Linked DNA regions of Mus musculus: region 2 is linked to region 1. The links are chromatin loops, found by intact Hi-C in ENCODE. Cell type or tissue: gastrocnemius. All regions are shown on one strand.

What was found. A loop is a pair of places that touch in the nucleus more often than their neighbours do. Peaks named below come from ENCODE experiments on the same cell type or tissue, not always from the same donor. Only the 100,000 strongest peaks of a DNase experiment are listed, where the experiment ranks them.
Region 2: a loop joins it to region 1, with 9 times the contacts of the local background. A loop is called at or near these places in 36 of 42 quality-filtered maps.

The regions. Positions count from the first base shown.
Region 1 is chr8:122,824,811-122,832,810 of GRCm38, reverse strand. Gm35466 (a long non-coding RNA gene) reads right to left here. Exons shown (of 3, transcript XR_388150.3): 1 at 3,628-8,000. Among named protein-coding and RNA genes, the nearest start is that of Gm35466, 5.4 kb to the right of the region's middle. In gastrocnemius, no CTCF peak of the experiment used is centred here; DNase peaks (open chromatin) are centred at 2,213, 3,295 and 7,593.
Region 2 is chr8:122,613,751-122,621,750 of GRCm38, reverse strand. It overlaps Trappc2l (trafficking protein particle complex 2-like), which reads right to left. Exons shown (of 5, transcript NM_021502.2): 3 at 7,743-7,830; 4 at 7,364-7,443; 5 at 6,160-6,360. The coding sequence ends at 6,315. Pabpn1l (poly(A)binding protein nuclear 1-like) reads left to right here. Exons shown (of 7, transcript NM_001007462.1): 3 at 36-103; 4 at 615-721; 5 at 819-906; 6 at 1,329-1,468; 7 at 1,978-2,280. The coding sequence ends at 2,017. Among named protein-coding and RNA genes, the nearest start is that of Mir6396, 4.6 kb to the left of the region's middle. In gastrocnemius, a CTCF peak has its summit at 3,632 (motif pointing left); a DNase peak (open chromatin) is centred at 3,635.

The sequences.
Region 1 (8,000 bases):
TGTAAAAGCAAGTCAAGTCTGTAGAGAACTTCTAAGAGACGGGCAAACAGGCATGCGCACAGATCGAATGATGGTAGGGTTTAATGGAGTTCTGGCCCTTAGCAGGCTAGCCACCTCTGATCGACAGGGGGAAAGAAGTCCCTAACAATTCCACTGTCTTTATTATACATTCTGGCTGCTGTCCTCCAACCCCATCAGACTCATCCAGCATTCTGAAGTCTGTAGTAGAAGCAAGCTATTGCTCTAAGTGACCGGGGATTGTTTAATTCTGATGACCCTTTGGGCCCCTAGGGCAACGAGTTGCTATTCTAGCTCTTAAACGTGGCTTAAAGTGAGCCTGTCTTCCTAGGGGTGGTCCACAACCAGGTGACTGACCTCTATCCACTAGAACGTTAGCTCCCCATTCAGGCCAGAAATCCTACTCTCTTGACCTTTTTCTCTTTGTAGGCCCTCACTGCTTCTGCAGTACTTATTACCCCCTCTAAAGAGGTGACCCTGGAATCACTTAGGAACCAGATCATTTAGGAACCTCCAAACACTTCTGCCATCTCTGGCCTCTGGCAAGAATGAGGCTGTCAAGAGATCCGAGGACACCTCTGGCAGAGAGATAAACTGGTTACTTTTCTTTGGAGTCTTTTTTTTTTTTTCTCCCCCAAGACAGAGTTTCTCTGGATAGTCTTGCGCTGTTCTGGAACTCACTCTGTAGACCAGGCTGGCCTTGAACTCACAGAGATCCACCCGCTTTTGCCTCCTGAGTGCTGGTACTAAAGGCATGTGCCAGCATTGCCCATTCTTTGGAGTTTTTTCATCACCCCTACTCCTGTCAAGAACTGCCAGAAGGAATTGAGGGAACGCCCACTCTGGCTTCTTCCAGCCGACCAGAGGGCACCAGGTGCAGAAACACCTCTGCAGTGGGCCAACCTCAACCTTAAAATACTCTATCCATTGATTTTATCTGAATGGGTGTTTTGCCTGCATGCCTGTGGCTGGCCTTTAGAGTGACAAGCCCAGCACCTGCATTCAGACCCATCAATAGCCGTGGGGTGGCTGGCATCAAAGTGGAGTCCCTCCACGGTGGCATCTGAAGACTCTCTCCCCATCAGCCTGGCCCTGGTAGGGCCACCTTTCTAGGGCTTGGCCTGTTGGTATCCTGCTTCTGTGATTGGTTCCTGCCTCTTTGGTGCCATGCTGGCTCCTGTGGCAACCCCAGGTGTGTGCCCCCTAGGAATACCGTGTGACCCTCCCTGTCCTGGGCTCCGAGGTCCACAGTGGCTTCCCAGGCAGGCAGTGAGAAGGGTCAGCAGTTTCAGTCCAGGTGAGCTAGGACGAGTCTGGGCAGTTAGACACTGTGCTCTGCCACATGTGTCTCCCTTGGGGAGAACCCAGTTTTATCTCCTTTATGCTCTACACCACAGACAAATCTCACTCGAGTTATTCCCCTATAAATCTTCTATATAAGTCCATGTTCCTGTAAAGGGGGGAGGTATGGGGACAAGCATGGGAAGGGCGGGAGGAAGGAAAGGAAGAACAGAATAGCCACGAGGGCCATCCTGGAGAAGGCCAGCCTGGGCTACACAGTGAGACCTTGTCTCATCCCTTCCCCAATATAATTAACCAATTAATTAAAAATGCACTGGGTCTGAAGGGGTCGTATAGGAAGCTACTCAAGAGGCAGAGACAGGAGGATTACTAGCCTGGGCAACTTAGATACTGTGTCAAATTAAACTAACAAAGGGCTGGGGCCTTGTCAGTGGTAGAGAAGACTAGCCCAGTGCACATGAGACCCTGGGTTCACCAGCAGGAAAAAAAAGTGTGGAACATTTCAGATCTACACACAGAGAGGCTGGGTGGAACAGGCAGGAACCAGTAGACTGGCTGCTGCTACCCCTGCAGGCTCCTGTGTCCCCGAGGGCTGCCAGTCCCAGTGCCACAGGGGCTAGGACAGGTTGCTGGGATGTTGGCTTCGGAGCTCCAAACCTCTGGCTTTGCGTATAATCACCGTCTCCCCAGCTCTGGTACCGGCTGAATAAGCCCTCCCACCAGATGGGGCACCTATGCAGTCAGAGCCCAGCCTTGAGCTTGCTTGGCTTCCCGTGTGCCCTAGCTGGGGCCAGAAAAGTCCACAAATTATAACTGGCTTCTTCACTCAGTATCTGCTCAGGAGACAGCCTCAACTCAGAGGTTCCTGCCATGCCCACTAGCAGCAGCAGGGGGCAGTGTGGCTCCAGGGACACAGTAGAGGAAGTATCTGGTCCTGTGGCTTCCCCTGTCATTAGACCAGGGCTGAGCGGTTGGGGATGGGCTCTTTCATGTGCTGTCTCCACCTGAGTCACACTTGCCCCCCTAAGTTTCAGGCACGGAGGCCCCACATCTGCCCTGTGGCCCTTGCTTATGGATCTGCCTAACCTGATCTTCCTGCTCCATCAGCTCCAGTCCAGAGTCTTTCTTCTGACACAGGTAACCTGGCCGTGTAGGTCAGTCCCCTGTCTTACTGTGATCTAACTGTAATGTGGCAGGGTGTGTGTGTGTGTGTGTGTGTGTGTGTGTGTGAGAGAGAGAGAGAGAGAGAGAGAGAGGGAGAGAGAGAGAGAGAGAGAAAGAGAGAGAGAGAGAGAGAGAGAGAGAGAGAGAGAGAGAATGAGAGATCTGGAAGCCAGTACAGGCAAGCAAACAAACCATGAGCCAGGTCAGAGGTGTCTGGTGAGCAGGGTTAGCCTCCAAAGAGACACAGGTTTTTGTTTTGTTTTGTTGGGGTGGCGGGGGTGGCACACTTTCCCTGTGTAGCCCTGGCTGTCCTGGAATGCTCTCTGTAGACCAGGTTGGCCTCAAATTCACAGAGATCCTCCTGCCTCTGCTTCTGGGTGGTTGGACTAAAGGTGTGTGCCACTACCACTTGGCTAAGGGACATAGTTTTGTTTGTTTGTTTGTTTGTTTGTTTTTCGAGACAGGGTTCCTCTGTGTAGCCCTGGCTGTCCTGGAACTCACTCTGTAGACCAGGCTGGCCTCCAACTCAGAAATCCACCTGCCTCTGCCTCCCAAGTGCTGAGACTAAAGGTGTGCACTACCACTGCCCCTCGGGACATAGTTTTATGGTGTTTTTCCTTTGGACCTCCAGGCTGTGTTTCATGGGAAAGTGATCACCAGGAGAGGCGGCTGCCTCTTCATCTCCACCCCTTCCAGCTGTGGCCTGTGGGAGCTGAGCTTGGGTGAGAAACCAGGTCAGCCTCCCTGGGGACAGGTGAGTCATCTTAGACCAGATCCAGAAAGGCAGATGGGAGGTGGGTGGCTTCTTCCCAGCAAGCAGAGCCAGGGGCTGTGAGTCTGGCCCTTAGCAGAGGGGGCCTGCCTCACTTCACAAAAGCCCCTCCCCAGCGAACTACAGGTCTCACTGATGCACAGCTGTGTAGTGGTGGGGCCATTTCAACTTGGAGTGCCTGCCCACTATCCTCACTCCAGGGCCTTCCCTCCCTTATAGCCACTCTGTCCTTCATCCCCTCAGTCTCATGCTGGGGTCAAGGAAGAGAGGGAGAGGACAGGGGTGCAGAGGGCAGGGGTGCAGGGGTGCAGAGGGCAGGGTTGCAGAGGGCAGGGGTGCAGAAGGCAGGGGTGCAGAAGGCAGGTACTTACCCACACCCCTTGGTTTAGCCGGAATTGGTTCTGGTGACTTCCTGGGAGAAGACAGGGTGAGCTGAGAGCCTTGAGTCAGGTTCAGTGGGGCAAGAATAGGACCTAGAGCTGGGGATACCATGGGGTGCACAGTGGCTGAGCTGCTGCTCCCGTGGTTTCCAATCTAGTTAGTGTGTTGGCCATGACAAGGGCCGTGTCCACAGGCAACTGGATCTCATGGGGGCTGCACGGTCAAGGGCTGGAGGCAGCTGGAGCACTGACAGGGGACCTGGGGCAGAGGGTGTCCTGGGGTGGTTATGTTTTCTTAACAGAAGGATTTATTCGGGGCTTAGAGTTTAAGAGGGATAGGAGTCCATCAACAAACATGGCAGGGAGCAGGGCACCAGGCAGGGCACTGGAGCAGCAGCTGGGAGCTTGGTATCCTGAGTCTCTAATGCCAGGATGTTGGAAATGAACTCTGTTCCACAGTGGCCTCTGTAAGTGTCCGCTGCTGTCAGGAAAGTTCAGCGTTGGCTTCCCCTGGGGTGGCCAGGGCACGGCTGGGGTTGAGGGAGGAGAGAACTTGTCTTCTAAAGTAAGAGCTGGGTGGAAAGGCTGGGGGTTAGGCACGGCCCCTTCCTCTGTTTTCCTGCGCTTTCCAGTCCAGTCGCTCTGAGAGTAAAGAACGGGCGGGGGGAGGGGAAGGTGAGGAGCCGAGCTAGAGAGCCCTGTTCCCACTCCATTCTGTACTAGGACTGTTCTCTTCCAGTCAATACCAAGAGGGTTGGTGACAAATTTGGGAGTGAAGAATCTGAAACAGCCAAATAAATCACATTAATGACCATTCAGATAGAATCAGTCAATGGAATCGAACCCATTTGGCTGACGAGACGTCGCTGCCTCCCCTACCCCCAGTCCGGGTGCTTTCCAGCTGGCCTCCTCCAGGGACTCCTGGGATGGCCTCACAGCTTGGAAAGAGGGGGGCCACCTGTGTGTCCTTTTTAGCCACAGAGCTCAGGAGAAAGGCTGAATCCAAGAGGACGATGGGGGACATTGTGTCCCAGGGGCACAATCAGACACAGGCCAGCAGATTCCAGGAAAAGAGTTCACACAGAGCAACATGGGAGCCTCCAGCCAGGTCCAGGGTTCCAGGCTGAGCTGGGTGTGGCTATGAGATCACAGAGACCAAGGATGTGGCTGGTGCTGGGGTCTGGTGAGGAAATGCGCTGGACCACATCTGGGCCTGTACAGCGTCTCTGGTAGGAATGCCAGTGTGCACACCTGCCTGGGCTGCTCACTCCTTGATACATGGCCCTGCTCACTTTAGATGGTTGTTAGGCACACCACCCACCTGCCGGCCACCTCCCACCAACAAGTCACTTTTCTTTCCAAGGCTCTGTATCCAGACCCTCCATACAGGTAGAATGTTCTGGACTCCTCCCTCATCCCTCACACAGCACAGGAATCCGCCCCCAGGCTACTCTCCTTGCCCAATGTCTGCCTCTTGCTCTCCTGTGGGCAGCTGGCCTTTCTAGGTTTGGCTTTGCCATGTCTAGTGTCTTGTTAGAGTTTCTGCTGCCATGAAGAGACACCATGACTGCATCAACTCTACAGGAAAGCACTTAACTGGGGCTGGCTTACAGTCCTGAGGTTTAGTCTGTTGTCATCATGGTGAGAAGCATGGTAGCAGACAAGCAGATGTGGTGCTGGAGAGGCAGTTGAGCATTCTACATTCGGATTGGTGGATCGCAGGAAGAGAGGGAGCCATTGGGCCTGGCTTGAGCTTCTGAAACCTCAAAGTCCACCCTCCTGTGACACACAAGGCCACAACTTCCAATAATGCCACTCCCTGTGAGTCTATGGTAGCCATTTTTATTCAAACTACTACACCTGGCTACAGGTTCTAGGAAAGCACTGGTTTCTCCTCCCCCAAGGGGACACTGGCTAAGTCACTACAGAGTCTCCCTGCCATGCCTGGCTTCTCATTGCTGCTACAAGCAGTGCCAGTCCAGAGCCTCACCACCAGGCTCGCTGTTAGTTAAGGTCATCTTGGGGGCAAGGATAAGGCACTGGCTTTTAGTGGGCTGTGTACCCAGCCAGGATCCAGACTTGACACCTTTGTCTTCTGTGGTCGCATCTTCTCCCAAGGCTGTGCCACATCCCCGCCACCTCCCTGATCCCTGATCCTCAGTCCCTTGCATTGGTACTGCACATCACATGGAAGCTTTTCGGCAGCCTGCCTACTGAGTCCCTGTATCTGGTGGACTTGTGTTCTGAGTGAATGGCCGTGTGTCCTGCAGAGTTGGGGGGTGTCCCAAGAAAGAGAGTTTCATACAGAGAGGGACCAAGAAATGGTTTTGTATAGGATTCCCTCAAAAGGGTGTGCCACCACACGGGGTATTCCTACAAGCACACCAGTTAGGACTTCTGCCAGGCATCTGCCATTCTTTAGGCCTCCAGGACAGGGTGTGCCTTCAGTTGGAATGGTCCTGCTGATAGCTGCAGCTTGGTGGTGGGGGCTGACTACTACGCCTGGGGCCAGACCCGGTGGTCTGTCACAGAAGGTGGCCAGGGCTCTGCAGGCCAAGATTCTCTCCAGAGCCCCTTCTCATGTCCTGTCCTAATGATATAATCTGAATGTGCGAAATGCAGGCGTCTATTAAAGCGGTCAGGCGGGGCAGAGTCTTGTTGGGCTCATTCCACGAAGCCACCACTGGCCTCCCAGACTTAGGTCACAGAAGGCCTGAACTGCCGCCTTTAGCCTGAGAGAGAATATAGACCCGAAGGAAGCATGCTCCTTCAGAGTGCACTCAGGAGGGGTGACAGGGACAGCCACAGGACTGTTCAGCCACACGGGAGGACAGACACTGGGGGATGGTCTCCAACTGTGTCTGGGTCACCACTGTAGCAAAGACAAGGGGTGTCTTAAACACAACCCTGAAAAAAGACCAATTGATTTGGATGGTAAAAGGGTCAAAGGCAGTGACAGTGGCCGAGGCCAGGAGCTGGCATCACCCCTTACACCACCACCCAGAGTGAGTGGAGCTGAGGTCGATTCGGCTGTAGATCGTTCTCCATTTGATGCTTAGTGGGAGAGCTGAGGCTGTGGAAGTGAACCCTTGAGCTGGGAGGCCTTGAGACGGCGTGCTCTCATCTGTGCCCTTGAAAACAATACCTTTACTTCTTGTGCCAAACAGAACAAATAAACAGTCACTTGGGAGGCTGAGCTGGGAGGACTGAGAGTTCAAGGCCAGCCTGGCTACATCGTGAGACCCTGTCTCGAAAACCAGAAGCAGTTCAGGAACCAAAACATTGGAGACATTTTAAGAAGTGCACCAAGACAGCAGCGGGGCACCCGACAGCAGAGGGGCACCCCGTAAAAAGTCAAGTCTGCCCACGAGGATCCACTCAGTGAACAACTGATAGTCAAGAGAAGATATGGTCAGCTTTATGCTAAATATGCAATTAGAAAACTTAAAGGCACTTGTTAAAGAACATAAGCTTGAATTGTAGTTTCTAGATAAGCTGAGAGGGAAAAAATGCAGAGGTTAATGCCACAAAGGAAGAACGAGGAAGCCCAATGGGCCGCCAGTGCACAAGACACGTGGTCTACATTCACTGGTAATCACATTAGATGGGTTAATCTTATCATGTTGAATTGAAACCACAAAAGTGTTGCTGAATGAAGCCATGCAGGAAGTGGGGAGAGACTTACAAAGATGGACAAAATGCCAACCCGGACGTCGGACCAGCAGTGCAGTGGATGGAGAAGGCGTTAGTAACACCCATTCAAACATGCAGCGGTCCACGAGGGCCAGGATCTCAGGGCTGCCAAACCGCTGAGAAAAAGCCGTTCAGCCTCTATGGTGGCCATTCTGTGAGGCCAGGTCATCAGGATTAAGCTTGGACACTGGCACTGCTGTCCTGCAGGCTCATTGCCAACGGGACAGAACGTGTTCTCTCAAAGGTTGAAAGCCAGAGCAAAGTTTGCCAGGCACAAGCTCAGCTTGGGCTCTCAGGAGGAACGCTGAACACATCCCGAAGGGTGGGCCCACAGATCAGTCACCCGAACACTTCCTGCAGGACTGAGGAAGGTACACAGGGCACACAGACAGACAGAGAGGCCTGAGCCACCTTGTGCTCGAAAACTCGAAACCTGCATGAGACCCATACATGCTCAAGTGTAACTCTAAGTAAGCCACTAACCTTTAGGAAATGGAGTCTGGAGCCAGGCACCCTGCCCCTCCTTCTTCCCAGCTTGGAGGTCATGAGGTTTCAGAGACCAGTTTACTACCCTGCAAAATCGCAGATTAAAGGCAATTCTGCATCCTGCATCCAAAACCCAGGGCAAGACGAAGTGTGTCAGACTCTTAACTTTCAGCTGTCTCAGAGGC
Region 2 (8,000 bases), 210 kb after region 1:
CCTCCCGCTAGTTCTGAGGTTCTCTCTCCCTACAGACTGCTTCTTCTCTAGGACCTCCAAGGAAAATGTGGAGGCTGACCACAGATCTGTCTTTGTAGGCAATGTGAGTAGAGAGGGGGGTGGCGTGGTCATAGCCCTCCTAGGGTGTCTGCCCCCAATTAGGGCATTTAGCTGGGCAGACCCCTCCACGACTGGCCTGGGTGGAGCTGGCTATGAGTTTGAGGCAGGAGGCTATGGAGTTGTAAATGCAAGTGTCTCCAAGGCCAAAGTGGGAGGCCTGGTGCAGAGGGAAGGTAAAACCCACGGGGCCGAATAGTGCCCAGGCCTTGACTGTTCATTCAACCGAAGGTGAGGTCAAGCATTCAGGTTTAATGGGCCACATACCCGGCATGTGCTAATTCCTGAGACCCAACCAGCTGTCCACACAGGAAACACTTAACTGTCTCTCAGCACTGAACCCTGGGCAGGAGTGGATACAACTTCAGCCCATGCCCAGCCAGGGGCCAACCAACCTTGGGGGGGGGGTCCCTCCAACCCCTTTCTGCCACAACGCCTCAGCAGGAGGGAGACGGGGATAGCCCAGCACTTATACCAGGTACCCTTTCTGTGAGCAGGTGGATTATGGTGGCTCAGCTGCAGAGCTGGAGGCCTACTTCAGTCCCTGTGGGGAGATTCACCGGGTCACTATCCTGTGCGACAAGTTCTCTGGACACCCCAAGGGGTCAGTGTCGGGCTATGGCAGGCTGGGCAGTGTGGGTGGGGCTGGAGCTAGCCCCTCACTCCTTGCTCCAATGTTCACCACCTCTGTCCTCCCCCAGCTATGCATATATAGAGTTTGCTTCGCACAGATCTGTCAAGGCTGCTGTGGGGCTGGATGAGAGCACCTTCCGAGGTCGGGTCATCAAGGTATGTTTCCCCAGGGGTCTCCATGCGCCTGTGGGCCACCACTGAGCCTTGTGCAATAACTCACAAATCCTCCACCAGGCTCGGAGAGGTTAGAGTGCCTGACCCTTTGTGCATCTTAGCTGGGTGGGCATTAATCAGAGTTAGGAAGTGATGAAAACTCTCAGACCTAGGGTGGGGCTTGGCGTGGGCGGGGCTTGGTGTGGGCGGGGCCTGCCAGAATGGGCCAGGAAGATGCTGGCTATTACCAGGATGTCCTGTGATCACATTTGCATCTGAGAAAAGTTGGAGGGATTATTTCAGCCTAAGTGATACCACAAGTCAGGAGCCCCAAGCCCTGGTCTCAGCCTGGGCCCTGGCTTCAGGCCACCCTGGCAAGAAGGGTACAGACCAGTGTCTTGGAGCATGACATGGGTTCCATCCAGGTACTTCCCAAAAGGACGAACTTCCCAGGCATCAGCTCCACAGACCGTGGAGGGCTGCGGACACACTCGGGCAACAGGGCTGCCTTCCTGCACGGTAGCCTCCATCGAAAAGCTCGGTTAAGAGCCCATGGACGGAGCCGGTAAGTGGGCCCAAGTGGGACTCTGAGTCTGGAGATCTGAGCAGCAAGATTCTTGGAGCCTGACCCTTATGCTGGCTGTAGCCAATCTGCACAGTGTCATGCTAAGGGAAGACTATTGTCCCTCACATGAGCCTTAAAGGTTGGGGCACTTGGCAAGGGGCTGAGGGGGAGGCCTCGTGGCTTCCAGCAGCCTGTGCAGGCTCTGTGTAAGCTTGCTCCCTGCCTGGTGGGGCTACTTGTTCCTGGGCACTAGGACTCTGCAGGCGACAAGCAGCCTCCTCTGGCCTGAAGCATAGGCTAACTAGTATAAACAAGGCTGCAGTTGAGCCCATGTGACAAATTCTAGCCCCAGGCTTCCTTCTCTGGAGTCACCCCCTCAATAAAGCAAAGGCGCCCCCAACAGTTTCTGGGCAGCTCGGTGGTAACTTTAACCCTGATGTTCTCCAGGCCTATCCCCTCTGAAGACAACTGAGCTGCCTTTGTTCTCCCCCACCCCCAACTCTCTGCAGGGGCCATGGAGGAGCACCACAGTGGTTCTCTCCCTACTGAAAGAACAGCCCAGTTTTTAAAGCGGGACCAGGAGTAAACTGCTGTCTCCACTCCCTCCAGATGGGGCTCCTAGCCTGGCAGCCCCCAAGGGCCTTTGAAGGTGCCCAGATCACCAGGTCCCAGTGGGAAGGCACTGGGCAGGGAGGGGAGGGAGGGGAGGAAGGCTCAGGGTATGCTGGGATTGGCATTCTCGAGTACTTTTAAAGAAAAATAGATATGTGTGTTAATAGTAGAATGTAAATTATTAAACTTGAATATATTTTAAGAACATGTGATCAGCCTCATTTCTTGATTCTCCCTCAGATACAGGTTAGCATTGACCCTTTCTCCAAGGCTCCCCACACAGAGGGTGGTAATGGGATATGGCATGAGTCCAGAGGGGGGGCTCTGGCTCTGCCTTCTGATTCAACCAAACTCCAAAACTCCATCGCCATAATTCTTCCTCCATGCCTCAAACTGGCTCTCTAGATACACCAGCACTTCACCTCCATCCTGCTGAAGTTATCTGAGCTGGTCAGGTCAAGAAGCAAAAGTGGGGCCTCTATGCTGAACTCTGAGTGTAAGAAGCAAAAGTGGGCCTTCTATGCTGAACAGTGTCTGTCTGTCTGTCTGTCTGTGTCTGAGGGTGTGTGTGTCTGAGTGTGTGTGGGTCTGAGTGTTTGTATCTCTGTGTGTATGAGTGTATATGTGTGTGTCTGTGAATGTGTGTGTCTGTATGTGTCTGAGTGTATGTGTATGTCTGTGAATATGTTGTGTGTGTGTGTGTGTGTGTGTGTGTGTGTGTGTGTATCTGGCAGACAGGCTACCCTGCTCTGCCACTGTACTCAGGAAGAGAGCTAGCCAGGCCCAGGTCTGCGGATACACACGCTAATCTGCACTTACCACCTTGCTGTATGTTAATGTTATCCTTAAGCCCCAGTAGAGCTGCCTTGCTTCTCCTGCTCCCCGAACCTGGAGAGCTCTGAGAACGAGCTGTGCCCTTTTCTAGGCTCCATCCATGCGTGACCCCCCCCAAGCCATTTTCACATGTCCCCTGTCCTCAGTGGATATCCCACCCCCCAATGCAACCACATCTTCACCTCCAAAGCCCAAAGGCAGCCTGTGACCTTATTGAAAAAAGATCTCTGAAGAAACGTAAGAATTAACTCCAGAGTCAGGTGTAGTAGTGCACACCTTTAATCCCAGCACTCAGGAGGCAGAGACAGGTGGAGCTATGTGAGTCTGAAGCCAGCCTGGTCTACAGAGTGAGCTCTAGCACAGCCGGGGCTACACAGTAAGCTCCTATCATCATCGCCATCACAATAACTACTACTCCAGGAGCATTCCAGACTGCCTGTGGACCACACATCCAACAGCGGGTGAGGCTTGGGACAGCTGTGAACAAGGGAGGCAGAGTCTGAGCTGAGGCTTGCAAAGAGTCGCTGCAGCTCCAGGAGCTGGCCAAGACCTAGAGTAGATTCTCTCTGGGCATGCAGGAAGTAGCCCTGCCCCCAGCTACTGTGTTAACTGGCCAAGGCAAGTTGGCCTGTGGTATCAATACAGTAGCCCCCGTGAGCCTGGACAGCCTTTTTATTTTTTTTTAACCTTTGGAAGCAATTGGTTCCATCCTGACCAGCTAGGAGTGACTGCCACCCAGTGGGCAGATGGTGAACAGCAAATTGGCCCTAGGGTGGCCTTGCGGGAAGCGGGGGGTTGGGGGGGGGGGAGGGTTCCCCAGTATCAAAGTAAGTGACCTGGCAGGGCCCTTGACAAGGATGATGCCTGCTCCTCTTCAATTCCAGCTTCAGGACTTCCAAGTCCCTGGCCTGGGTCTCCTGGCAGGATATTTGCTCCTGAGCCTTGGACATATATACATGCATAAGTGTGTGTGTGTGTGTGTGTGTGTGTGTGTGTGTTTGTGTGTGTATATATATGTATTTTTATATACACATATATATATGCGCCAAGTTTTACACATACATATATAAATACACATATACACACATATACATATATATACATATATGTATATGCCAAGTTCTCTTCTTGGGAAGGACCCGGGAGTTCTTCCTGATAGACCCAGGTCTGTCCAAGCCAAGGACAGAAGGCTGAGGTGCAAACACCCCTCAGCACAGCGTCTACACAGTAGTGAGAACCCTACCAGCCCTGCAGTCTCTGCCGTGAGCATTGTCAATGGCAAGCCACAGTTTCCCCTCTCAGAGTAAGGCGCCCTGGACCCAGGTCTGTAGAAGGACAGTACCAGAAGGGAAGACAGGCAGCTGATGGCCCTACAGACTACCTGCAGCAAATCACAAGCTAACCAGAGCCACCATCTTGGCTCCGGGGTGGACAGCCTGCCTCTTAACAGGCAGGCGGTGACCATGGTCTCCGAGGCCAACCTCAGGGTGGAATTCACCTGCAAGCCTGATGCCCACACCCAGGCGAGCAGAGCACATTATAAGCTTTCTTTGCTGAGCTTGATAGTGAGAAGACTCAATGTTCTCACACACAGTGCTCTTACACATAATCTGTCAGAAAACCCAAACAGGAGAGAGCTCTATGTTATTGCCTCACATGAAAAGCTGACGCAAGGGGGCTGGTGAGATGGCTCAGCAGGTAAGAGCACCCGACTGCTCTTCCGAAGGTCCTGAGTTCAAATCCCAGCAACCACATGGTGGCTTACAACCATCCCTAATGAGATCTGACTCCCTCTTCTGGTGTGTCTGAAGACAGCTACAGTGACTTACATATAATAAATAAATAAATCTTAAAAGAAAGAAAGAAAGAAAAGCTGACGCAAGCCGTCCAGGGCTGGTTCATCAGCCCAGACTTAGGCCCCTTTTGCTCCCTCATCTCGTCGTCTTGCTCTCAAGAGGGAGACCTAACCTCCCGCTTCCAGGCAGGAAGAGAGCAGAGAGCCTCGAGTGTTCTACACACCAGCCAGACCTACTTTTAAAGTATCTTTCCTGCAGGTTCCTCCCAGAACCACCTTTTACACATTGTAACTGCCTGTCCTGGTATGAAGAGGAAAGGGGGAGGGTAGCAACCGGCATTGAGCCAAGTTTCTCCAGGAAACCTGAGGCTCACTCTGTGAGGAGGGAAGACTGGGGCATAAGATGCAGTTTCCAGGGCAGCTAATACTCAGGGAGGGTGACCTCCCAAGATCCCACCTGACTGGTGCTCCTTCCTTCCCTTGCCAAACCCAACCCCCCACTAAAGGCTTTAACCAAGTCCATCTGGGCTCTGTCCATGTCAGTCAGCTGCATGTTGAACTTCTCAAAGCAACTTCATTTCTCACTTTTATCGATCAGGTGGGTGGTCTGGCTTCTCTTCGTACTGCATTTTGTAATAACCTTGTGCTCTTGGAGAGAAGCCCTGAGATGCAGAGATGGACTCTCTCCCACTCCACCCAGCTCACGTGGACAAATCCCAGCCTGCTGGGCCCAGGCATGAGACACTCTACAGCGAAGGGGAGGTCCTTGGCTGAGGACTTGGGGAAGCCAGAGACTCTGAAGACAGCATGGAGCCATGACAGCTAAAGGGGACTCAGGCTCAGGACAGGTCCTCTTGGCCTCTGCCTCTCCTAGGACACCAGTATTTAGCTACGCTGCCCGGAGGCATGGAAGAGCCAGCTTCAGGCACCACCTCCACACAGCCACAGGACTTCTGAGGAGAGCCTGGTTTGTCCCTGGGGATGCATGGCCTAGGAGCAGCACTGGGGACCTTGCTGGTCTCCATGCTCACAGACAGGAAAGGCTCCTGGAGGTTCTCCTCTGCGACATGGGAGACACGCTTTGCTGCTGTGTCCCACAGAGCTTTACACCTCTTACCACCCCCTGAGGCTAGCGCTGGGCACAGCACTGGGCTAAGGCTAGCAATGAATGGCAGATCCAGAACGTCGAGGGCCCTTGCCCAAGAAGGAAGGTGTGTGTCTGTCCGCCCTGGATCGTCTCTATTCTCTGAAGCTGGCTCTCGGCTCCCCATACCCTACACCCTTCTGAACCACCCACCTGCTCAGACAATGGAGGCCCACAGTCTCCTATCACAGCATCCTCCCCTATACCACCCAGCTGTGGTCACAGCCCCTACATCACTCTAGAGTCTCTGAGACCAGCTAGCTGGTCCTCAGCTGAGCCCTCTCTGCTGACACAGGACAACGTAGATCTCATCTTGTGAGGCCTTTAGTAGAAAAGCACAGGGGACACAGCCCTGCCCACAGGGTACACTCAGGGAGCAGAAAGGGAATAAATAAGTATCATCCAACAGGGGTGAACGCAGGCTTCTCTTCTGAACGACTGAGGCAGGCAGAGGTCCCCACTCAGCACACCTGGATCATCATGGAAGTCACCATGGTATCAAAGGCCCTGAGAAGAGAATCCAGATTTAGAGCAGGACGGGCTATGGCCCTGCCCGACCGGATCCTCGGGATTCTGGAGCTTTCCTAGGGTTCAGGGAAGCAGACTTTGTACCCACCATGCCAGGCAGTGACACCCACCACCCTTGCACAGCCTCCACAGGCCTCTTATTCCACAGATTTCCACAGCATGTCTCCCACGGTAAGGTCCACAGGGAGCAGGCAGGGATAAGCAATGAGCCCCACGAGCAGGCAGTGCTGTCTTTGCCCTGTATGGCTTAGGGACACCTGGGTTCTCTGTCTTAGGATCTAGGTGGACCCAAAATACTTGATGTCTCGGCTAAAGGAAGGTGCCACTCAAGGGCCTGCTTGAGCCACCTGTCAACTGAAAGCAACTCCTTGGGAACAGTCCCTGAAAAAGAAAATTCTGGGGCTGGAGAGATGGCTCAGCGGTTAAGAGCACTGACTGCTCTTCCGAAGGAAGGTACTGAGTTCAAATCCCAACCATTTATCATGAGATCTGATGCCCTCTTCTGGGGTGCCTGAAGTTAGCTACAGTGTACTTACATATACTAAATAAATAAATCTTTAAAAAAAAGAAAAGAAAAAGAAAGAAAAGAAAGAAAGAAAATTCTGGAAGCAGGTTTGCAGTGCCTGCATATGAAGTCCATGCCCCCTGATGAGGCACCTGCATGAGGTCCATCCAGCTGGAAGGGAGACACCCAAGCCAACACAAAAGGCACGCCAAGCAACAGGAGGACATTGCCTCCGAAAAGGGTATGCCACAGCATGAGCCCTTGCTGAGCCTTCTCTAGGTCCTCAGGTACCCACAGACACACCTGGGAGGTCAGATGGGTGAGCCTTGGCCCAATCTGCCCATACACACAGAGGTCTGTGTCAGCGCTACGTTAGAAAAATGGGGCTGACTGCTTTGAAATAGTGGCCTTGGGACAGGGCTCCTACGTGGTTCCCTTGCTTTCCTAATGACCATGTTATCAAAAAGCAGGTCCCACCTTGACTGGATGCGGTCTCCCGGGTTGTAGAAGGGGTTGCACATCACATCTGTGTAAGAGTTATGCAGCTTCCGGAACATCTAAAAGAAGAGCAAACGAAGCCGGGCAGTGGTGGCAAATGCCTTTAATCCCAGCACTTGGGAGGCAGAGGCAGGCGGATTTCTGAGTTCGAGGCCAGCCTGGGCTACAGAGTGAGTTCCAGGATAGCCAAGGCTATACAGAGAAACCCTGTCTCAAAAAACAAACAAACAAACAAACAAAAAGTAGAAGAGCAAACGAACACCGGTTAGATGAACGCACTCATGGGGCTGTTGCAGGCTTTTGCCTTCCCAGTGCGGAAAGTGAGGGGCAGATACCCACCTCAGCCCTCTGCACTTACACTGCGGATCTCGTTGTCCCGAAGGGCTGTATTGGAGGAATCCACGACCATGACAAATTTCACCTTGGAATTGGTCACATACCCATATCTGCACGGCTGGTTAAGGAACAAGCCTTGGCACAGAGGCTGTGTGACTGCATACGACACACACCGCATCACAATCAAGAGCCTGCAAGACCTTTGTGAACACTCATTTCAGAGAAGCCTAATACCTGGAGTCAGAGGAAGTGCCAGGCTTGGGTGGCTTGGCAGGAACCA